Regions from separate parts of the Homo sapiens genome. Here region 1 is linked to region 2. Evidence: read pairs that join two places in POLR2A ChIA-PET (ENCODE). Cell type or tissue: PC-3. All regions are shown on one strand.

Region 1 (4,000 bases), 170 kb before region 2:
GAAATTACTTCAGGAAAGGCAATCACATGATGAATTGTAGCAGTTAGAACTTGATGAGATGCAAGTGACAGAAAATACAATCAAACAGGTAAAAAAAAAAAAAAAAGGAATTTATTGATTCATATAACAGTAAAGACCAGGGGTAGAACTAGCTTGGGGTGCGAATAGTTTTAGGGCTTAAACAATGTTATCAGGGCTTTGCTCTGCCTTCTGCTCACGCTGATATTACTCTTAGGCTCTTCCTAGTATCTCCTAGTACTTCTAGGTGAACATCACAACACCAAGTTCCGAAGAAAAGAAAGTCTGGTATCACAAAGTCTTGGAATTGAGACTTGTCTTGACTTTCCTCATATAGGTCATTGTATCTGTGAACATTATTGCTCTGGGGAATAGAATGTGCTGATGAGCTTAGCTTTGTACATGTGCTCCATCTGTTTCACAGATGTTGATTTTGTGATTGTTATTAATTAAGGTATTCATTTTTGTTTTGTGAACTTGTCCATATATTTGTTATATTTTGCAATAAAGTTTTTTTTAAAAAAGCTAAATATATTCAGTATATAAATATTAATCAATGTAATTACTCAGATTCAGGTAGTCCACTTAATCCTAAGATGGCTATCTACAAAGAAATTTACTCCTAGACACATCATGGCAAATTACAGAAAACCAAAGACAAGGAGAAAAATCTAAAAAAAGAAACCAGAGAAAACAAAAGAGCAACCATTAGATTGTTAGCTGACTTCTTAATAGCATTAATGAAAGAGAGAATACAGTTTAGTGATATATTTAATGTGATAAACTAAACAACTGTTTAAAATCCTATACCTAGCAAAAAGATGATTGACTAATTTAAGTGAAATAAATCCATTTTCAAGTAAACAAAAGCAGAGACTTCATCATTAGCAAACCTTTGCTAATTCTTCAGGGAGATGAAAGACAAAAATCTCAGGTGGAAGATAGAGATGCGGAAAGGAGTAAACGGCCACAAAATATAATAAAGGGAGCCAGTAGCTAAAGAGGGTATAAAATTATAAATCATCTAGAGGGTGTTTTAGCTAGAATTGTTTTATACATTTTGGTGATTATTAGGATTTATGTTCCCAATATACTTCATGTAGGCAAATACTAGAATTATGTGACTTCTTGGTGTTTACTGATTTGGGAGTGGGGAAGTGAGTGACTGTAGGGTGAAAAAAGAAAATGACATTAAAGCTTTGTTTTGCAAGTAGATAATTTAGTGTTGACCATGTCTGCCATCCTGCTTTCTACATTTCTCTTCTTGTATTGCTGTGTGGTGCTGTGATTATTTCATGGGGAAATCAGGAATGTATTGATTGCTGGATCCTAGCTCCCAGAGATTTCAATTTATTTATTTAGTCTGGGGTAGAACCTGGGCATCAGTGGTTTTAGAAAGTCAATTCTAAGGCTGGGCAACATGGCAAAACCTTGTCACTACAAAAAACAAAAATTAGCCAGGCATGGTGGTGCGCACCTGTAATTGCACTACTTGGGAGGCTAAAGTGGGAGAATCGTTTGAGCCTGGGAGGTTGAGGCTGCAGTGAGCTGAGATTGTACCACAGCACTCCAGCTTGAGCGACAGAGTGAGACCCTGTCTCAAAAACAACAAACAAACAAAGCCAATTCTAGTGTTATAGCCAGAGTCGAGAACTACAGGTATTGAAAATGAACATGGGCGAGACAGATCTGAACTCTAGATTTAGTTTTATTGATTACTAGGTGGATTATGCAGGATCTATGTATTTATTTATTGATAAAACTGATAAGTACCTGTCTCACAAGGCCATTTTAGGGAATAAAGACAGTAATATTTGAATGTAAAAATGGAAAGAAAACCAGAGGTGTGGAGGCCAAAATGACCAAGGACAACATATAATCATTACCAGAGAGAGCTTAGCACATGGATGTATTTTCAAAGAAGCCCTAAGTTTACCTTTGTAATTGAAGCAGTTTGTTTTGATTTTTGTACTTATCTTTCAACTCATATAGCAATGAGGTTTTGTGCTTAATGAAGTCTTTAGGATTGGGATTGCTCTGCTGTACTTGGGTTATCTACAAGAATGGGCACATTACAGAGGAAGAGTCTCATAAATTTTGAACCTGGTTCTAATATATGTTTTCTCCAACATTTTTAAAAAGCAAAAAAAAAAAAAACACTTAGCCATTAAAAAACATTTTTCAGAGAAATTATCTACATCCTGCTGAGAATTTTATGCCAAACTGCAGCCCCCACACAAGCTTTGGAGAGCCAAGATATTTAAACCTGTAAAGGAAAACGCCAGCTCAGCCCTTACACTGGTTTGATGTAATCCTTTAACCACAGAATGGTTTCTAGCCTTGAATTGACAATGACTCAGTAGACCTTGTATACGTTTTAAGAATGTTTTTAAGTAGGTAGGATTACAAAAATAGAAGTACAACATTATTATGAACAAAACATTCAACACATTGAATACAGTTTCTTGAATCTGTTTCAAGAACATTTATGAAGAAACCAGATTGAAAAATAAAGTCTGGATTATTATAGAATTTTCAAAAGAAGGACAGCTAATTACTTATAGTATCTAAAATAGTCTACCAGAGGTTATCAGTCACTTTTTAAAATCAAAGGAGGTGGTTCTTTAGGAGGTTAAAAAATTAATTTGCACAAACACTAATTGACATAACAATTACATATAATTTGTGTGTTTAAAGATACTTTTTTTTTTTTTTTGGTTAAGATATGGGGTCTCTGTTGCCTAGGCTGGAAGTGTGGCGGCACAATCACAGCTCACTGCTGCCTCGACTTCCTGGGCTTAGGTGATCCCACCTCAGCCTCCTGAGTAGCTGGGACCACACTTCCATGCCTGGCTTAAAAATACATTTTAAAAAGACTTATTTATTTTAGTAATTTGAAGATGTTTCCAAGGTTAACATGAACTTTAGCCTAGTTAGCGCCTCTGGGAATTATTTTTAAAAAGCAAAATGTGTCTCAATGAGATTTGACTTTAATTTAAAACTAATTTAATGTACTAGTTAACCATTTATTTTACTTTCAACTACTATCTAGGTTCTACTCCAAATTCAGTAAATCTATACAGATTAAATTAAAAAGCATTTTCAAGTTGGGAAAAGAGATAACTATTTCAAACTTTTGAGTTTATATATTTTTATTGATATATAAATAGAACTGAATAGAAATACTTTTGGAATGAGCTATAGATTTATTTTATGTATGTATCTTGTCTAGTTCATAGTGAATACATCATAGACAACCTTAGCTGTGTTTTACTGAATTAGAAAATCTGTCATAGTGATTGTCAACCTTTTAATACTAAACACAAATAATTGAAATACTGTCTGTTAATCTAAGGATTTTGACTTCCTGAAGAGAGCTTTAAGTCCATTTCTTATGTTTTGTTAGTATTTTTTGGACTTTTTAATTTGTAATTATTAAATTTGAGATAAAAATTTTTGTGCTGTTTTGCAGCATGCCCTGTGAAAATTTTCTTTTTCAAGGAAACAATGCATTTTAAAATGTTTGTAACATTTAGAATAAAGGACTAAGGGTGTTTTGAAAATTGATAAATTTTTAAGCCAGATTAAACAATTAAGATTAATTGCATACCTTCTTTAACTTTTAGCTTCATGTCATGGCTATAAATTTGTAAGTAGCCATTTTAGAAATCCAATTATAATTCTTAGGTATAATTTTCAGAAATCAAAACAACAAAATTAATTACAACTGTAGAATTTCCTTATTTGAAAAACTTTCTATTTTGGGGTATTGTATAATGAATCCCCATGGATCTCGTTTCAATAATTGCCACGTCATAATCTTGTTTCATCTATACTCCTATTCACTTACTGCCTAGTAGCATTGTAGTTTGAAGCAAACCCCACATATTATGACACTTCATCTGTAAATATTTCAGTATAATATGCAAAAATATAAATCTTTTAAAAAGCATAACCAAAATACCATTATCTTATCTAAACA
Region 2 (4,000 bases):
AGGAACCGAAGCTTATGCTCCCCAGAGCCTGAGAGCCACCTACCTGCACCTGCTGCTACTGACAGCAACTCTGTCCACCCCCTGCAGGGCTGCAGAGCACTTGCACACACCCTGAAGACAGGCTTTGCCTGCTTATAACTACCACTGCTGCCACCACCCGAGCACTCCACCTGGGGGCCTGAGGATCACCCCACCTTGTGCACCATAGCCTGCACAGGAGGCCCTGAGTACAAGCCCAACCAGCCTGGCACTGCTACCCCCTCCCAGTACCCAAGCATGCCTTCCAGTGTCTTCGGGATTATCCCACCCTGTCCCCACTGCCAGCATTTGTGCACTCCTGCCAGGGACCTGAAGATGGCCCACCCAGCCTGTTGCCACCATCACAGCCAGCACCCACCTGCATGTTCTACCTGGAGTCCTGGGGATTGGACCACCCAGCTTGTCACAGCCACTGCTAACACAAATGTGTGCCACTGGGGAGCCTCAGGGTTGTCCCACCACTGCCGTGGCCATCATCCATGCTATGCATGCTGCCTAAGAGTGTGAGATTTTGTCCACACTCCAGCCTACCACTGCCACTGCTGGCACCTGAGCAAGCCACGTGGAAACCCAAGAATTGGCCCACTTGGACTCACTAATGCCAATGCACTCATACACTGCCCAGGGGCCCAAGGATAGATACCCTTGGCCCACTGCTGCCAGAGAACTGGCTCACATGGTGTCCCCATCCCCAACAAAACCTCACCACAGCCTCTACTAACAACTGCAGCCTAAGCCACTGAGAAGATCACAAATACCACTGACACTGTTTACGGCTGAAGAAATAATACAGAAACTACACTCCTGCATGCACCCAGAATCAAAGTTAAGGTTTTCTGACCAACTAACACCATACATACATCTTCAGGAAAAAGTCTTCCCTTATGAAAGTCAATCCAAAAAGTTAGAAGTGACTTTTGCACCAAATGTGCAGATATCAACGTAAAGACACATGAAATGTGAAAAAACAAGGAAATATGACACCTCTAAGGGAGTACAATAATTCTCCAGCAACAGATACTAATGGAAAAGAAATTTATGAAATGCCAGAAAAATATAAAAGTAACGATAGTAAAGAAGCTCACTGGCCAGGCACGGTGACTCATGCCTGTAATCCCAGCACTTTGGGAGGGTGCAGTGGGTGGATCACCTGAGGCCAGGAGTTTGAAACCAGCCTGGCCAACATGGCAAAACTTTATCTCTACTAAAAATACAAAAATTAGCTGAGCATGGTGGCGCACACCTGTAGTCCCAGCTACTTGGGAGGCTGAGGCCCAAGAATCACTTGAACCCAGGAGGCAGAGGTTGCAGTGAGCCGAGATTGCACCACTGCACTCCAGCCTGGGCAACACAGTGAGACTCTATCTCAAAAAAAAAAAAAAAAAAAAAAAAAAACCTCACTGAGATATAAGAGAACACAGATAAACCGTACAAAGAAATTGGAAAAACAATTCAGGATGTGAATGTGAAATTTACCAAAGAGATAGATATCCTTAAAAAGAACCAAATGGAAATTCTGAAACTGAAGAATTCAATGAATGAAATAAAATATTTATTCATGAGCTTCAACAGTAGACTAGATCAAGCAGAAGAAAATTCAGAACTTGAAGATAGCTCTTTTGAAATAACCCAGTCAGAACAAAAAAAAAAAAAAAAGAAGAAGGAGAAGAAATTTTAAAAAATGAACAAAGTGTATATGACATATGGGACACCATAAAGTGACTAATTCAAATTTTGAGTGTTCCAGAAGGTGAAGAGAAGCCCAAAAGGCATAGAAAAGCCTGTTTAATGAAATAATAGCTGAAATCTTTCTAAGTATAGCAATAAATTGAGACATTCAAATAACAAGAAGTTCAGAGATTCTCAAACAGATAAAATCCAAAAAGGTTCTTCCCTGCGGCACGTGATAGTCAAACTATCAAAAGCCAAAGACAGAAAATTCTACAAACAGCAAGAGAAAAGTGTCTAGTCACATGTAAGGAAACCTCCATCAGACTAACAAGAGATTTCTCAGCAGAAACTTTACAGGCCAGGAGAAAATGGCCTATTCGAAGTACTGAAAGAAAAAAAAAAAACTGTTAGCCAAGTATACTATGCTCAGCAAAGTTATCTTTCACAAATGAAGGAGAAATAAGGTCTTTCCTAGACAAGCAGAAACTGAGGAAATTCATCACCACTAGTCCAGCCCTACAGTAAATGCTTACCAGGGCTCTACACCTGAAAGTGAAAGGACAATATCTATCATCATGAAAACACCCAAAAGTATAAAACTCACTGGTAAAGCAAACACACAAATGAGGAAGGGAAAGGACTCAAGTGTTACCACTACAGAAAATTACCAAACTGCAATGATAAACAATAATAGAGAAAGAAACAAAGGATATACAAAATAGCCAGAAAACGATTGAACAAAATGACAAGAATAAGTCCCCTCATATCAATAATAATCTTAAATGTAAGTGGATTAAATTTTCCACTGAAAAGATACAGACTGGCTGAATGGACAAAAAAAAAAAAATGACCCAATTATATGCTGCCTAAAAAAACTCACTTCACTGGTAAGACATATATAGACTGAAAATAAAGGGATGGAAAAAGATATTCCACACAAATGGAAGCCAATAGCAAACAAGCAGAAGTACTTATCTTAATATCAGATAAAACAGACTTTAAGTGAGAAACAGTAAGAAGAGATAAAGAAGGTCATTATATAATAATAAAAAGATCAGTTCCACAAGAGAATATTACAGTTCTAGACATATATGCAGACAACACTGGAGCACCCAGAGTTATAAAGCAAATAGTATTAGATCTAAAGGGAGAGATAGACTCCAATACAATAATAGTTGGAGACTTCAACATCCCACTTTCAGCATTAGACATATTATCTAGACAGAAATTAACAAAGAAATATTGAATTTAAACTGCACTTTAGACCAAATGGACCTAACAGACATCTACGGTATATTCTACCCGACAGCTGCAGAAAATACACACATTCTTCTCAACAGCACATGGAACATTTTCCAGGATAGACCATATGTTAAGCCACAAAATAAGTCTCAACAAATTTCTAAAAATTGAAATTATACCAAGTATCTTCTCAGACTATAGTGGAATAAAACTAGAAATCAAAAAGAAGAAGAACTTCAGAAGCTGTACAAATGCATGGAAATTAAATAACATGCTCCTGAAGAACCACTGGGTCAAGGAAGAAATTAAGGAGGAAATCACAAAATTTCTTGAAACAAATAAAAATCAAAACATAGCACACCACAACCTATGAGATACAGCAAAAGCAGTGCTAAGAGGAAAGTGTATAGCAATAAATGCTTACGTCAAAAAGTAGAAAGATTTCAAATAAACAATCTAATGATGTACCTCAAGGAACTAGAAAAGCAAGAACAAACCAAACCAAAATTAGTAGAAGGAAAGAGATAATAAAGATCTAAATAAAAAAGAGGCTACAAAAAATACAAAGGACCAATAAAACAAAGGTTTTTTTTTTAAAAAGATGAACAGCAGCAAAAAAACTCCTAGCTAGACTATACAAGAAAAAAGAGAGAAGACCCAAATAAACAAAATCAGAAACAAAAAAAGAGGACATTACAACTGATACCACAGAAATACAAAAGATCATCAGATTCTATTATGAGCAACTATATACTAATACACTGGAAAACCTAGAGGAAATAGATACATTCCTGGACACATACATACCTACCAAGATTGAATCAGGAAAAAACAGAAAACCTGAACAGATGAATAATGAACTACAAGATTGAATCCGTAATAAAAACTCTCCCAACAAAGAAGTTTAGGACAAAATAGCTTTACTGCCAAATTCTACCAAACTTATAAAGGAGAAATAACATTACTTCTTCTCAAACTATTCCAAGAAACTGAAGAGGAAGCAATTCCCCTTAACTCATTCTATGAGGCCAGCATTACCCTGATACCA

Evidence for each region. Peaks named below come from ENCODE experiments on the same cell type or tissue, not always from the same donor. Only the 100,000 strongest peaks of a DNase experiment are listed, where the experiment ranks them.
Region 1: POLR2A ChIA-PET joins it to region 2 with 5 read pairs; 2 of 35 experiments call an interaction of 5 or more read pairs at or near these places.

Annotation. Positions count from the first base shown.
Region 1 is chr2:28,001,971-28,005,970 of GRCh38, forward strand. The region is part of intron 4 of BABAM2 (BRISC and BRCA1 A complex member 2); the gene reads left to right. Among named protein-coding and RNA genes, the nearest start is that of MIR4263, 7.6 kb to the left of the region's middle. In PC-3, no CTCF peak of the experiment used is centred here; a DNase peak (open chromatin) is centred at 2,331; H3K27ac peaks cover 416 bases.
Region 2 is chr2:28,175,163-28,179,162 of GRCh38, forward strand. The region is part of intron 7 of BABAM2 (BRISC and BRCA1 A complex member 2); the gene reads left to right. The region is part of intron 1 of LOC100505736 (a long non-coding RNA gene); the gene reads right to left. Among named protein-coding and RNA genes, the nearest start is that of BABAM2-AS2, 130 kb to the right of the region's middle. In PC-3, CTCF peaks have their summits at 85 and 289; no DNase peak of the experiment used is centred here.